Regions from separate parts of the Homo sapiens genome. Here region 2 is linked to region 1. The links are chromatin loops, found by intact Hi-C in ENCODE. Cell type or tissue: ovary. All regions are shown on one strand. Region 1 overlaps BAIAP2 (BAR/IMD domain containing adaptor protein 2). Region 2 holds the start of LOC124904078 (a long non-coding RNA gene).

Region 1 (8,000 bases):
GGCAGCACCCCAGCCACTGACAGCCCCGCTCTCACTCCCTGGCCCCGTCATGGGGCCTGGCCCCCGCCAGAGGGCGCAGACGCCCGCCACTGTCCTGGGTCTAGCAGGCGGGAGGCCTGCGCTCCACAGCGCTCCCTGCCTGGCAGCTGTGGCAGCACAGCCTGTCACCGCTGAGTCCTTCAGCAGCGAGGCTGCCTCCAGGGGTCAAAGGTGCTGCTGCTGTCCTTGCCTGCACCTGCCCACAGTGCCCAGCAGGCCCAGGCCGGCAGGAGGGGCCTCTCCAGGGAGGGAAGAGCACTTGTCTCCTGGCTGTCCCCAGGCTGTGGGGACTGGAGCACTGGTTCTGTATCACGTGCGTGTGTGTGTGTGTGCACGCACGCGCACGTACATGAGAGTGTGGTGGGTGGGGGGAACAAGTGTCAAGGTATAGCCCGTGGATCCCTGCAACCCTTTATTTTAGAAAGACATGACCAGGGCCTCCCTGGTGGGCTTGGCTCCGGAACTACATCTTCGAAACTCTTGAAATGTTCCAGAATGTTCCAGGGGACACATGTGATCCCATCCCAACTCCTACCCATGGACTATGGGTGAACAGGGGCCTGCTGGCCCTGCCTGTTCCCGGTGGGGAGTCTGGCCTCTGGGCCTTGCCTGCTCTGGGGGCTAAGTCAGCCTCCTAGGAGGGGATCCCCTTGCTCACATCGGGGCTCAGGATATCCATGGAGGGGGCTGCTGCAGCCCGTCCCTGAGGAACTCGCTCCTGGTTCAGCAGGGCCAGGCTTGGTCCTGGGACATGGCGGATCCCAGGGCGGGATTCCCCCACAAGGAACGACAAGGCTGGGGATGCCGGAAACACAGGGCTGCAGGACTGTGCTGGGGGACGCCTAGCGGGAGACACAGGGCCGCAGGACTGTGCCGGGGGACACCTAGCGGGAGACACAGGGCCGCAGGACTGTGCCGGGGGACGCCTAGCGGGAAACACAGGGCCAAGAGTCTACCGGCCCAAGGAGGGGCCCTCAACAGATGACGGGCAGAGGGGTCTCTCAGAGGTCACGAGGGCAGCAGCATGTGGCCACCACCCAAGGCCCCACCTGGGACCACAGTGGCTCAGGGGTGCAGGCAGAGGTGGTAGAGGCACAGGTCACCAAGAGCCTGGGAGCCAGGGGAGGACCCTGTGACCAGGTTTGAGTCCCAGGGAGGCCACTCTGGAGCAGTGAGGGAGGGACTGGGGAGGCCACCTGAGAGCCAGGCAGGGCCCCTGGCTACCCAGGAAGCAAAGAGATAGGGCAGGTTTGGGTTGGGTGAGGGGTGGCAGGTCCACGTACGACAGCCGAGCTATGGCAGCTGCTGGACCTGGGGCCAGTGTCATGGTTGTCTTGGGTGGCCTAGGGGCCCAGTGGCACAGTGGTCTTGGGTGGCTGGGGACCCAGGCTTGGGGCTGGGGGTCCTCAGTGCCTCGGGTGAGCAGAGCCATGAGCCCAGAGGCTGTACCCCAGGACTGTGGATAGAGGGGCCACAGGAAGAGCAAGTGAGGACACAGAGGCCACCCACCAGGTGTCCCACCGGGACTCCGGCACCCAGCACGGAGCATGACCGTCCCCTGCCTGGCGTCAGCCTGCACCTGCCCAGGACATGGCTGTGGCAGAAGAGCCAAGAACATTCTAGAAGAATGTTCTAGAAGGCCTTGAAAGCCCATCAGACTCTCCCTGGTTGCAGGTGGCAATTTCTAATGTGAGTCTTCAAAATGCCTGCACCCTGTGACCTGGTAATTCTCCCAGAACTTCACCCCCAAGAAAACCCGAAATAAACGAGAGTTCGAGCCTGGACACTGCCCCGGTGTGTTCACGGGGCTGGGGCTGGGGCAGGGGCCTGGGTCATTTCTGCCAGCAAGGCCCAGCGCCGGCACAGCGCAGCCCCCAGCCGCCTCACCTTGGAGTGGTAGGCCGCGGAGTTCTTGGCCACGGCGCACTGCTTCTCCACCAGGAAGCAGAAGCGCCTGCGCTCCTCTGTCAGTGCGGTCTTGTAGCCGTCGGACACGTAATTCTCCAGCTCGCCCTGCTTGTTGCTGATGGCGTCGATGTACTGTGGAGGGAAAGGGAGAAAGGCTCAGCCAGCGATGGAAGGACGCCTGTCAGGACCGGTTTGGGGCAGCCCCACGGACTCAGTCAAAGGACACGTCTCATTCATGCAGAGCAGCTGGAAACAAAACAGCATCTGCGGCCACTCAGGAGACAACCACGCCCCCAGGAGGCTTCAGCTACCCCGGGACCACTCAGGAGATGCCCGATGGCCACATCCCCAGAAGGCTTCCCTGCCCCGGGACCACTCTGGGTGAGTGGAGGGTCCTGCCTCCAGCAGGAGGCTCTGGCAGGGGGCCAGCCTCATCTCAGGGCTCCTGCTGTGGGGTGGGGTCGCGTGCACCTCCCTGTGGCCAAGGCACAGAAGCCTGGGTGTGGATGCGCCCCAGCTCCATGGGCCCCAGGACAGCTTCTTGGTCCTTCCCCCTGTTGCCTGGAGCACTCTCACCTGTGCCTCTGCCTCCAGGGCCCCTCCATCTCAGCCATCTCAGCCATCTCAGCCCCAGCACGAAAGGCAGGAGAGCTGGAGCCCAGGACAGTGGCCAAGGACCCCAGGGAAGCCCTCTGCTGCAGAGGGGACTCCGGGCGCACCTCATCTCCTCTCCCACCCGGCTCCGGCTCTGAATGACGGGGAGCGGGACGCTAAGACACCTGGCTGCCTGGTTTCCGGATAAGCGTGCACCAAGGGAGAACGTGAGAAGGAAGTTCGTGGGGAGGATCAGACAAGAGGTCACCGAGCGGAGACTGGGAGCCCAGAAAGCAAGACCAGCGTCCACGGGGACAGCAAGATCAGATCCACAGGTCACGCCTTTCGGAACAGGGTGTGCCCAGGTGAGGGGCCAGCACGGAACCAGGAATGAGAAGTAGGCCTGATTGCTGCCCTTCCACCTTGGAGCTGCCTGAGTGCCCACCCGGGTGTCCCCGTGGGATGGGGGGATGGGGGGATGGGGGGATGGGGGGATGGGGGGACGGGGAGAATGTGTCCCAGACAAACGCGGAAGCTTTGGAAAACCCTCAGCCCTGGCAGGTGCTCTTGGGCACAGGAAAGACAGGTAGTCAAGCCAGACCCTAGAACCAGGGCAGCCAGCAGGCGGTCCCCACCCTGACCCGGCGGTCAGCCGCTCGGCAGCCCTTGCGTCTGTGGCCCTGGCTCTGACCATGGCGGCTGTCACGTCTTGGCCACTCTGTGCTTCTTGGTGGACACACAGTCGGCCCAGAAAGGGTTCCAGCAAAGACGACAGAAGCTGCTCCAGCCAAAATGATTTCCCCAAAAGGAAAACTGAGTCTCAACCTGACAGAGCTTCCAGATCCAGCTACCGATTCTGAACACACCAGGACGGAGGGTACTAAGAGCTTTAGTTTGGGAAGATGGAAAGTTCTGGAGATGGATGGTGGTGGTGATCGCACAACCCCATGAATGCGCTAATGCCGCTGAACTGTGCACTTAAAGATGGTTACCGTGGTCAACTGTATTAGTTACGTGTATTTTATCACAATTTAAAAAAAAAAAACTTTAAAAGAAGTAGTGCAAGCAAAGCCAGACCAAGAAACTGTAGCTGAGCCCAGGCCTCTCCAACGTGAGCCTCGGGAGGAAACTGGAGAGGGGGAGTTTGGGGGAGAGAGTGGCGAAGAAGCTGAGGGCGGCCGCTGCCTCCCAGGCCCCGGACTGTGCTCCCATCCTGGGCAGAGGCGCCTCCCAGCCTGCCCATGGGTGCAGGGCTTGTTGTATGACTCACCTGACCAACAGGGCTGTAGGTGGAAGTGACAGTTCCAAACCCCAGGGCTCTCTGCCTCTGTCCCTCTGGGAGGAGCATGCCTCCCCACCCCCCGCTGGCCCCTCCATGACCCCAGCTGGCCTGGGGATCATGTGCCTGAGGTCTGGGGTAGCGCGTGACACCACAGCCCTATGGCACAGCTGACACCCGGCACCCGGGGTTCCCGATTCCAGAACCCCAGCCCGACAGTGGGAGGGCTCGACTGGGACCCTGGATGTCAAGGGCTCTCCGGTTTTGTAGGCTGGAAACTTTCCATCCCAAAACGCTGATGAGGCTGTGGGTGGCTGGTGAGGGCAAGGGAGGAGCACCCGAGGCACAGACCCTGTCCCCAGGGACACACCCAGGCCCCTCCTGGGAGGCCGCAGGAGGCTAGCTGCTTCAGCAGGGAGCCAGCTTCTCCTCTGCCAGGAAGGTCTTTCCAGCTCTCCTCTGTCTCGCCTCTCCTCCTGTGCCTACCTACCTTGGGCTGAGCCCCTACCGGCCTCAGGCAGACCCTCCACAGCAGGACTCAGACCCCCCGTCCACCGGGATTGCCCGTCAAGGAGTGGTCAGTTCAGAATCGGCTCTTAAGAAGATGCGGCCTCCGCAAGGGGGCGGCCTCCCCTGCCTGACTCAGCCTCGCGGCCGCCCCGCCTACAGCTCTGACTCAGCGTGGGTGGGCAGTGCCGGGCCGGGTGGGCGGCGGGGAGGGGAGCGGAGCAGCCTGTTCCCTGGCTGCCTACCCCCGCAAGCCTCCACTACAGGGGTGAGAACCAGCCTGGCAGGGTGTGGGTCGGTCCCAGCACTACCACCGGGCACTGGCTCTGCCTGCTGGCCAGTGTGAGCAGACCATGCTGTCCCCAAGGCCAGAGCCTGCCCAGCCACATCCCCCAACACGGAGCCCGGCGCTCCCCTGCCCTTGCAGCCCACCCTGCTTTCCCACACTAAACCCCACCTGCCCCTCAAAACAACGGGCTTGCTACTCCTATCCCCAGTAGGCCTTGACCCTCCAGAGGCGCTGTAGGGCCTGGCCACAGGGTCACCTAAAGGGGACCTGAGATGGCATTTAGGAAGTGAGAAGTTTGATCACAGGTGAGAGGCCCTGCAAGGCAACCTTAAGCAGACTTTCCAGCAAGCTCTGCTCCATGCTGAGGCCTCTGCCGCCACCCCCACTGCCGCTGCCTCCTCCTCCTCCTCCTCTCCTTTCTCCTTCTTCTCCTCCTCTACTTTCTCCTCCACCTCCTCCTCCTCCACAGCTGGAGCGCGAAGTACTTTTCCTCTGGTTATGCAACATGCACCTACCAGGGCTTCCTGCTCCTGCTCCCAAGAACCTCCAGTGACCTCTGAGGCTCCTTCTCCAGGAAGGGGTAGAGTGCGACAGCCAGATTCAGGGGTACCCTGGGGCCTGGGGAGGGCATGATGGCCGTGGCCAGGACGCCACATACTGCAGCCATGGAGGAGGACACCTGAGCCCGCTGTGCTCCAGCCTCAGCCTGGCTGCTGGACTCCTTTCCTGACCTTCAGGATCAAAGGGACTGGGTGGGGAGGGTGTGCTCCGAGAAACAAGTGGGCTTGTGCACAAGGAGGGGCCTGGAGATGAGCACCCACCCATGCCCCTGCAACACCACTCAGACCAACACCCAGGCCTGTTCCAAGGCCGCCTGCAGGGTCCTGCCCCGCTCCTCCCGCAGGGAACTGCCAGGGATGCTGGGGTGCGCCTCCAGGCTCTGAGTGGCCTGTGATGGGGGTGCCTGCTTTGGAGGGAGCTATTCGGTGCCCAGAATCCCTTAAGTGGGGCAGCCTCAGGAATGTGTGTGAGGTTCCATGGAGAAACCCCCAACGCACCCCATCATGAGGATTCTGTGCCCTCCCTGGGGACTTTTCCAGCGGTGGCCGGCCCGGAAAGCATGGTGGGCAGAGAGCTCAGGGCCAGAGAGCACTCAGCAGGAGATCCAACGCCTGGCAAAAGAAACTGAGGCACTGAGAAAAGGCAGGCCCAGGGGGCTGCCCAGAGCCACGGCCTCCACACTGGTTGCTGTCTGAATAGGACTCGGGGGAAGAGAAGGTGCTGCTTGGAGTGGTCACCCCAGGACAGCAGTGTAAACTAGGCTGCAGGGCCCCCTGGGTCTCCTCACCCTGAGAACGGCACCTTCCAAACTAAGGCCCCTGGAGCTGCTCCGGTTGCCCACCCTACAGGCGGTTTCTGGGTTTTTAGGCTACGGTACTTTCTCACGCTCATGCTCAGTTCCCCAGGGGAGAGTACAGCGAGGGGTACTGGCCTCATTAGCAGGGTACGGCAGCCTCCCTGGCCGGGAAGAGAGTTGGTGTTTTATTTTTAAGTCTTCCACTTACTCAAAGGAGCCCCGTAAATGGCTGGGAGTGGCACACAGGTCACAAGAGAAACCCAGGGGAAGTCGGGGGAGAGACAGAAAGTACGGCTGCACGGTGCTCTGGCGGGGCCCCTCCAGATCCTGGGGACAGGGAGGAGAGATGTTCCCAGAGCAGCAAGGCAGGGATGGCCAGCCCCCGAAGGACGGGGGGAGCTGACACCTCCTGCCTTGGAGCCCCCACATGAGCATCTGGCTATGGCAGAGCCTGAGTCAGCGCATGACATGCGGCTGCCACTCTGTCTAGGAATGACAGCTGCCTCTCCTCACCTGCTGTTCCAGGACACTGACTCCTCATACAGAGAGGCCACGACTGTACAGGGCAGATCCTGGAAATCTAGGCCAGGCAGGAGCTTCACCACACAAGGGGCCGGTGCGGGGACGGGGAGGAGAGGAGGTGGCGGCCAGCACTGCAGGGCCCGGCCAACTGTGACCTGCTGTTGGACGGGGATGACCTATACGGGGCACGTCCGAGCTGTGTGGAAAGTGCAGGGGACAGAGCACGGCCTGGTCTGTACCTCCTACCTGGCAGCCCGGCCATTTACAACGGCCCTGAGCCTGCCCCATGGGCAGGCAGTCCCAGTGGCTGGCCCCCTCCAGTCCCCGCCCGCCGCTGAGCCACCGGCTGCGTGCTTAGCTGGGTGCCATGGCGACAGCACTATGGAAACACCCAGCTGAAAGCATTTAAGACCCACAGAATGCTCCCACTTAGTCACCCTGGGCTGAACAGCCCCGTGATCAGAGAAGACAAAAGTGATCAGAACACATCTCTCCTCTCCGCAGCATGCGGTGACTCAGAGTGGGGGAGGGGCATTCCAGAAAAAACCAAGGCGGCTTTGGTTTACCTCATCCGCCACGGCTGCTGCAGCTTTCCCACGTTCTTTAACCCCCCAGGTCCCCTGCAGCATATGAATGAGAACGTAATTCTTGGCCTTCAGCTGTCACCATGGGTAACACTTACTCGAAAGGATGCGGCTGCGGACCGGTCAGCTGTGGTGTGTGGGGTGAGAATCAGGTGCCCCAAGTAGCACATGGTCACTGGCCACCTGCAGGCTGCAGCCAGTGGCTGCTCTAAAACCCACTGACCAGGCCTCCCAGGCTGATGGGCACGGTACCCAGGCAGAGGAGGGAGGGCAGCATGGCAGGTGGTTAAAAGGAGATGGGAGGACCCTTAAATCTCACGCTGAACACACGTGCTCTGAGCAAGACCCGGGCTGGGCTGAGCAGAGGGTAAGCCGCACCCTCTGGCCCCGGTGGCAGGTGGAAGAGCTGGTCATTCCGCTCCCCAAGGAAGGCATTACAGGAAGATCCTCAGGAAGGGAACAGTGCCACTTTGGCAGGATCAGGGATCCATGAGCCCTGACGGTCCCCATTTTCCTGGGAAAAAGGCCCAGAGCTTTCAGCAGATTGGCAAGGGGTGCCCAGGAACAACAGGTCCCAACAGACCCACAGCTTGGTATTGGGATGGACAGTCTGGTGAGCACATGCCCACGGGCACAGGAGACAGCAGGTCGCTTCTGTCCACACCAGTGGGCTAGACACACAAACAGGCTAGAGGATCACAGACCAAGCTGTCCCCAAGAGCCAGCAAAGGGTTGGCAAGATGCAGGAGAAGTGGGGGCTAAGATGTTCGAGTGGCCCAGCCCTGAGGCTTGGGGAAGCAGAGTGCCCGACCCCTGGCTGCCCTGGCCCCGGGGACACTGAGGGTCCCTGTGTCAGCTGCGGATGCAGAAGCCCTGAGAGGGCTCCGTGGCTCCTGGCTCCTCACACTCCTGTTTTTCCTG
Region 2 (8,000 bases), 73 kb after region 1:
GACTGCCCGCAGTGGAGCTGGGGCTGTGAGGCGCGAGGGTCCTGCTGACGGCTCAGCCCTTCTGCCACCCCAGACGTGGTTCTCACCTGGCCTCCTTGGCAGATGGTGCCTTGGGTTTGCTGCCCACAACCCAGCGTGGCTCATGGCTGTCCTGCAGCCATAGTGTTGGCCAGACTTCTGGCCATAGCCAGGGAGATGCATTGCTGCCCATCCGGGCATCTGATGTCCCCTCTCTCCTCTCGCAGAGAGTACGTGGCCCGTGATGGGGAGGAAGTTCTGGAGGACAGGATGAGGCCACTGTCTCTAAGGCAGGGAGACCCTGCCTGCTCTGAGCAACACATGGGCAGAGGAGTGTGGGCATGGCCTCTCGGGCCCTTCCTGACCCTGTGTTGCCGTGGTCCAGCCTCAGCCCTCAAAGTGAGGCGGCCTACAGACAGAGCTTCCCTACAGACCAGGCCAGAAAGGCCAGAGGGGCTTCCTTCTGAGGGTGGTGGGGACAGACGACATGTGGCCTCCCTCCAGAGCCTGCCCTGGCGGGGGTGGGCGGGGAGAGGTTCCCCAGCAACAAGCCCCCTTATATAATCCAGCTCACATCGCGTGGCGTGACTCCAGGTGCCTGTGGGAGGCAGTGCGGGGGTGAGCACCGGGGCGCAAGTGAGTCTCAGAGTTTCGCTCCGTGCTCCTCCCCCCCTTGCTATATGTCAGCGTCATCCGGAGCCTGCCAGCCCGGTCACCCACTTGCTTATTAGAATACATTAGCTGACAATGTGGATTTAAATAACTCGGGCAGGTGACAGCCTGAAGCGCACCCAGCGTAGCTGGGCTCTCCTGCACTGGCCCAGGTGAGGCTGGGGTCTGGGGCCGGAGGAAGGACACATGTGGCGCCGGGACGAACTGGCCGAGCTGGCCGCTTCAGCCACACGTCTGGAGCTGGGCAGGGTGGAGGGGGAGGAGGGACACGGGTGCCCACAACGCAGCACCACCCCGGGCAGGAGTGGGAGCCCGCCCCAGTCCCAGGCCCACTCGCCATCTTCTGAACCCAGCATGGGGTGAGAGTGGCCAGTGACTGGGTGAGCAGGAAGACGGACCTGTGTGAGGACACTGAGCACTGGCCCCTCCTGGCACTGGGGGCCGTACTCGGCTCAACCTCCCTGAGCAAAGACGAAGAAAGACGAACTTTGCTTAACGCTCAGTATAATTAGTCTTCATTTACCGCCTGAAACGTTGTCTTTGTTTTCTTATCACTCTGCTTCTTAAATGACTTAAACTGCCTTGAAAGTGATCTGAAAGGTATTTCTGGATGGGAGCGGAGGGAATCTGTTCTTCAGAATCTGAAATTGGAGGACACCTGGAAAACAAGACCTCAGTGTGTTCCCGCAGGTCCCTGCAGACAGGAGACAGCAGAGCTGTACCTGCGGGTGCCGCTTCGCATGCCGTCAGGGAGGACCCAGACGTCTCCATGCTGCTGGGCGCCGCGCAGATGGCTTCCCTGCCCGGGGCTGGCTGCTTCTAATTTCAGCTGCTGGAGGCTCCGCGCTCTCACTCTTGCTCGCGCTCTCTCTCTCTCTCTTTTATTCCATGTTTATTTAAAGCCAGATTTTGAAATGTTGTCTTCAGCCCTAAAATCTCACTTTATCTTCTTGCAGCAGATCCTATAAAACCCCACTTAGGTGCCTAGAGGGTGGGGGACTTCGAGGACAGAGTTTCCCTGGCCCGCTGCCTGACACTGTCTCCGTAAACATTCCGATGACTGGTCAGTGTTTTCCCAGTGGAGCAGCCCAGTGTCACGTCCACCCAGACGGAATACAGACGAGCCGGGTGGACGTCGTGAGTCCAGATACACGAGAGAGAGCATGGCCTCCCCAGTGACATGCAGGAAGCACGCCTGCCCCGGTGCTCGGAGTTGAACTTAGGCAGGGGAGTCTGAGGCTGCCCTGCCGTCTCCTGTCTGGGGTCGTGATGCAGTGGGGCCTGTCATGAGTGGTCCAGACGTGTACCCCCGGAGGTGGAACAGTGACAGCCTCAGGTGCCCTGGTGCCTCCTCCTTCCCGGCTCTTCCTGGCACTCTGCTTCCTTCTCCTAACCTGAGAGCCACACGCTATTTCTTCTTGTCCATCTAGAAACCAAGGACATCTGGAAGGGGTCTTCCACCTTAGACCCTAACAGGGGAAGTGCAACGCAGCTTTCTGGCCGCGCTGACCCGACAGGGCTGCTCCGATGGGGAAGCGTGGCCACTCGCACAGATGTTCATTTGCACAGCATCAGACCACACAGCAGCTGGGGCCCTTTGTCCCACCGGCCATGGGAGCCCACAGTCAGCCCGTGTGCATGGTAGGTGCTCCAGAAATATGAGGTCCCTTTCTCTTTGATGAGACGTAACTACCCTCATGTCCCTCTATGGCTCGCCTCAGAATGTGCTAGAAGAGCTTTGATGAAAGGGGGATGTCTTGATGAACTGCACAGGGTGAAGGCAAAACTGGCCGAGGGGCCAGGCTGGATGTGTAGCGGGGAGGACACCTGCAGGAATGGAGTTTACCTAAATAGGTGCTCCTGGAGCCAGTAGTGCTAAGGAAGGAGCTCCCTGGCTTATCGTGCGCAGAGCCGCAGCGCCCCAGCCCAGCCACGGAGCCACACAGCTGCCTCTGGCTAGGGGCTAGGAGGCGGGCAGGGTGGGACGCAGCCGGGGGCAGTTGCCCCAGGGCTGGCTAGAGATGGCGGCCGTGGCCAAGCCAGTCTCCAGCCGACTTAACGCCAGAGCTACCGGGGCCCAGAGGAGGCGTGGCTGTGTTTCCAGTGAGAGCCAAGCAGTTTTCCAAAGAGCGCCGCAAGCTACTGCCAGGGCCTTTATGTTCTAAAGATGTGCGGAGCGTGTCTCAGTGGCTTCGCCGGCATACTTGGCCAGAAAGTAACATGATTTCGAGAAAACATGATTTGAGTGTTAAGCTCGAGAATATCATTTCCCCCAGCAAGTTCTTTTTCTTCTCACAAAGTTGGAAGACACAGAAATCTTTGTAGAGGTTCATGGAAAACTTTAGCTGTTTCCTAGCTGCCCAGATGAAAAGAATATTCCATCCACTGGGGGAAAACAATTACTCTAAACAGATTCGGGTGGCATTTTACCCCTCGTCCAACTGGCTGCACGTGACCTTTGCCGGCGTGGCTCCAATGCCCAGAGACGAGGCTGGTGTGAAGAGCTGGCTGCTGATCCCTGGAATCTGCCGCTAATTCTCACTCAGATTTTGAGATTTTCTCTGCGGCTGCAGGAGCCAACAGAGTCCTTTGTGCGGCCTCAGGACTCGGCTTTCAGAGGCCCTGGAGCCAGTGGTGTTGGATTCAGCCGTAATTCTTCATTCTTTGGCTCAAGGGAAAACCTTGATTCTGCACAGGATTGCAAAAGCCGAGGCACTCCAGCTAGGACACGGCGTCATTGGAGTGCCCTGGTGCGTTCCAAGGAAAGTTGAGTTGGTGATTTCCAAGTGGTTTTGGGCAGGGCAGGGTCTCCAAAAGGCTGGAGGTGCTGGAGGAGAGGCTGGGTTAGCTTGGCTGGAAGGGGCCCTGCCCTTGTTGCGTCAAGCCTGGGAGACTGGACTTGGGACTCAGGTGCATTTGGAGTTTTTTTGTTGTGTTTTTTGTTTTGTTTTGTTTTGAGACGGGGTCTTGCTCTGTCGCCCAGGCTGGAGTGCAGTGGCACGATCTTGGCTCACTGCAAACTCTGTCTCCCGGGTTCAAGCGATTCTCCTGCCTCAGCCTCCTGAGTAGCTGGGACTACAGGCGCCTGCCACCATGCCTGGCTAATTTTTTTGTATTTTTAGTAGAGACGGGGTTTCACCATGTGAGCCAGGATGGTCTTGATCTCCTGACCTCGTGATCCGCCCGCCTCGGCCTCCCAGAGTGCTGGGATTACAGGCATGAGCCACTGCACCCGGCCGGAGTTGTTTGTTTTGAGACAGGCTCTCTCTCTGTCGCTCAGGCTAGAGGACAGTGGTTAGATCTTGGATCACTGTAGCCTTGAACTCTTGGGTTCAAGGGATCTTCCCACCTCAGTCTCCTGAGTAGTTGGGACTACAGATGCGCGCCACCACGCCTGGCTAGGTTTTGTGTTTTTGTAGAGATGGGGTCTCGCTATGTTGCCCAGGCTGGTCTCAAACTCCTGGACTTAAGTGATCTGCCTTCCTTGGCCTCCCATCATGCTGGGATTACAGGCATGAGCCACGGTGTTGGCTGCATTTGGGTTTTATATATTTTTATTTATTTATTTATTTTGAGAGACAGTCTTGCTCTGTCGCCCACGCTAGAATGCAGTGGCACGATCTTGGCTCACTGCAACCTTTGCCTCCCAGGTTCAAGCGATTCCCCTGCCTCGGCCTCCCAAGTAGCTGGGATTACAGGTGCCCGCCACCACACACAGCTAATTTTTGTATTTTTAGTAGAGGCGGCGTTTCACCATGTTGGCCAGGCTGGTCTTGAACTCCTGACCCCAGGCGATCTGCCCAACTCGGCCTCCCAAAGTGCTGGGATTACAGGCGTGAGCCACCACGCCCAGCCGCATTTGGATTTTATAATAAGCTTTGCTGTGCAGGAGAAGTGGTCCCTGGCATCCCAGCCCCCTGGCCTGACGAGGTTGGAGGGCTCCTTGGGCCCCCACCACTCTGCTGCAGCCAGGGTGGGTGCAGGGCTGGGAGGGTGAGCCACGAACTTGACATCGGTGACCTTCACTGCCACCTGGTGGACAGCCTGGGAGTGGTAGCTGGTGGGCTGCGCGGCGGAAGGGGTGCAGTGTCCCGGACGAAGACGGCTGAGCATTGTGGAGACCAGCATAGAGAGGCCACAGCAAGTGGGGTGTGACATCAGGGACAAGGGAGAGGTCACAGACTCGGATAGTGGCCGTCCTGTGCTGGCCCCTGCATCTGGGTGGTTGGCAGGTGGAGCACCAAGATACAGGGTTGATAGGACTAGGCTGGAATCCTGGACTCTCTCTGATCCCGGCAAAGTCACAGAAGCTTCTCCTGTCCTGTCGCTGGTCTTTGGAAGGGAGGAGTGACACCCTCCTCCTGGGCTGGCGCGGGGAAGAGAAGCTCCCGCGTGTGAAACAGCTCCACCACCAAGCGCCTGCAGACGAGCGGTGTGTTCCGCCTGGAACCTGCCGAGGGAACGTGTGGGGAAGGTGTGGCCGCCCTGGGAGGCTCAGCTCTGCAGGAAATTCGCTCCTTCTGATGTGCGTTTCAAACGGCCCTACGACATCTTTTTCTTAAATTGAGGTAAAATTCACATAACATAAAATTACCCATTTTAAAGTGTTCTGTTCAGTCCAATGTGGTGCCATTCAGCACATTCATGATGTACAGTGGCAACTCCACCTTGTTCCAAAACATTTTTTGAGATGGAGTCTTGCTCTGTCGCCCAGGCTGGAGTGCAGTGGCGCGATCTTGGCTCCCTGCAACCTCCACCTCCTGGGTTCAAGCGATTCTCCTGCCTCAGCCTCCCGAGTAGCTGGGATTACAGGTGCCTGCCGTCACGCCCACTAATTTTTGTATTTTTAGCAGAGACAGGGTTTCGCGACGTTGGCCAGGCTGGTCTCGAACTCCTGACCTCAGGTGATCCACCCGCCTCAGCTTCCCAAAGTTCTGGGATTACAGACATGAGCCACCGTGCCCGGCCCCCAAAACATTTTCATCACCCCAAAAGGAAACCCCAGCCACTGGCAATCACTGGCTCTTCCCTGGCCCTAGTGGCCCCTCCCCCGCCCTGGTGGCCCCTCCCCCACCCTGGTGGCCCCTCCCCCGCCCTGGTGGCCCCTCCCCTGCCCTGGTGGCCCCTCCCCCACCCTGGTGGCCCCTCCCCCGCCCTGGTGGCCCCTCCCCCGCCCTGGTGGCCACTCCCCCGCCCTGGTGGCCCCTCCCCCGCCCTGGTGGCCCCTCCCCCGCCCTGGTGGCCCCTCCCCCACCCTGGTGGCCCCTCCCCCGCCCTGGTGGCCACTCCCCCGCCCTGGTGGTCCCTCCCCCGCCCTGGTGGTCCCTTCCCTGCCCTGGTGGCCGCTCCCCCGCCCTGGTGGTCCCTCCCCTGCATCTGTCCTTGGGCACTGGCCCATTGGACATTTCGTGGGACTGGAACCACACAGTATGTGGCTTCTTCCACTGAGCATGATGTCCTTGGGTTCATCCACGCTGTGGCCTGTATCAGAACTTCCCGCCTGTTGATGGCTGGATAGCTCCCCATGGGAGGGATGTCTGACATTTGGTTTCTCAATTTGGCAGTGGATGGATACTTGCTTGGGTCTGTACCTAGGAGTGGAGTTGCTGGTTCTTATGGAAATTCCATGTTTAGCTTTTTGGGAAACTGTCAAACTGGTTTCCACAGCGGCTGCAGCATTTTACCTCCCTGCCAGCCAGGGTACAGTTCCTCACAGCTTCACCACACTGGTTTTCTGTTTTTTGTTTTTGTTTTTTTAATTCTAGCCATCCTGAAGGTGTGAGGCAGATCTCCTGGTGGTTTTGTTTGTTTGTTTTTCAGACAGAGTCTCGCTCTGTCGCCCACGCTGGAGTGCAGTACTGCGATCTTGGCTCACTGCAACCTCTGCCTCCTGGGTTCAAGCGATTCTTATACCTCAGCCTCCAGAGTAGCTGGGATTATAGGTGCCCACCACCATGCCCGGCTAATTTTTGTATTTTTAGTAGAGATGGAGTTTCACCATGTTGGCTAGGCTGGTCTTGAACTCCTGACCTCAGGTGATCCACCCACCTCGGCCTCCCAAAGTGCTGGGAATACAGACGTGAGCCACTGCGCCCAGCCTCCTGGTGGTTTTGACTTGCATTTCCTGGTGGCGATGGTGTTGAGCGTCTTCTGCGTGCCGCCTTTTTCAAAGGAGCCGGAATTCTCCCAGAAATGTCAGTTCTCCCATTCAGTTTCCATCGGGGAAGTGAGCCTGGAGGACGCCGTGGAGTCCACACCCTACACCTGCCTTCCCCTTGCAGGTTTTTGGCCCAAATCTCAGCTCCTTCAGCTACATGGGGCCTCCCTGGACCCAACCCAGGGGCACCTTTTGGCCCAAGGGGAGTTTCAGAAGCAGCGAGGACAGACACATGTGGGGGGCATCTGCAGGTGGTAGAGGGTGTGAAAGGAGGTCCCTGAGCTGCCAGGCACCCAGACTGTGTCTGTAGGGAGGCCCCGCAGTCCCTGCACCCCCTCGACTGCCCGGTGCTCTCCGTGGAGAAACACGACAGACGCGGTTGGACACAGCACAGTGGATGGACGTCCCCACCTGCTCCCTGCAGACGCTTTGGGTGGAAGCCCAGACTGTCCCTGGCTGCCAAGCAGACCATGCTGAGGGGTGGTGGCCGGGAGCCAGGGAGCCGGCCCACTCCTGCCCCAGTGACACCCCACAGGCCACAGGAGAAATGCCAGGAGCCTCATGGTGTGGAAAGGGACACGGAGGCCCGGAGCACTGAGGGGCTTTCCCAAGGCCACGCGGCCGGGCACGGGGAAGCTGGGCCCTCCCGGCGCCTCCAAGGCCTCTTCCCGGCTGGAGGCAGCTTCACCCACCAGGCCTGGCAGTCGAGAGTCTGAGACTTCAGTAGTAATGGGGTTTCTTGGCAGGAAACTGGGAGATGAGTAGGTTTCCGGAAAGGCTGGAGAGAACCTGAGAGCTGAAGGGAAACACCGGAGCCAGCCTGGCCCAAGGACCAGCCTTTAGTCCAACCGCAGGCCCTGTGCTGGCTGGGGTGCAGCTGGCTCTGCCCCTGGGTGTGGCTGCTGTTACTGCCTCCCCGCCCCCCAAATGCAGCTCTCAATGCTGCCGGCTGCTCCCAACGTGAGGCCCAGCCTCAGCTGTGGAGCAAAGGTGCACCTCCAGGAGCATCTCCACCAAACCTCAACGAAGACCACCCCCCCCAGGAGGGGCAAGCTGGAACCCCCTGAGCTGACCTCCTGGGGCCTCCTTCGGCCCCTTTAACCAAGCACGGTGGAGCCCAGGCTATCCTGTCCACGATTGCACCGCAGACGGG

The links. Peaks named below come from ENCODE experiments on the same cell type or tissue, not always from the same donor. Only the 100,000 strongest peaks of a DNase experiment are listed, where the experiment ranks them.
Region 2: it touches region 1 in a loop (3-fold over the local background); 100 of 110 quality-filtered maps call a loop at or near these places.

The regions. Positions count from the first base shown.
Region 1 is chr17:81,094,007-81,102,006 of GRCh38, reverse strand. It overlaps BAIAP2 (BAR/IMD domain containing adaptor protein 2), which reads right to left. Exons shown (of 14, transcript NM_001144888.2): 7 at 1,927-2,079. Among named protein-coding and RNA genes, the nearest start is that of MIR657, 27 kb to the left of the region's middle. RefSeq lists enhancers at 1-306, 4,487-5,376, 5,377-6,266, 6,884-7,178. In ovary, CTCF peaks have their summits at 99 (motif pointing right) and 4,417 (motif pointing right); DNase peaks (open chromatin) are centred at 76, 4,476, 5,094 and 6,976; H3K27ac peaks cover 2,381 bases.
Region 2 is chr17:81,020,704-81,028,703 of GRCh38, reverse strand. It overlaps LOC124904078 (a long non-coding RNA gene), which reads left to right and starts at 7,786. Exons shown (of 2, transcript XR_007065934.1): 1 at 7,786-8,000. RefSeq lists an enhancer at 4,783-4,842. In ovary, a CTCF peak has its summit at 4,718 (motif pointing left); a DNase peak (open chromatin) is centred at 4,741.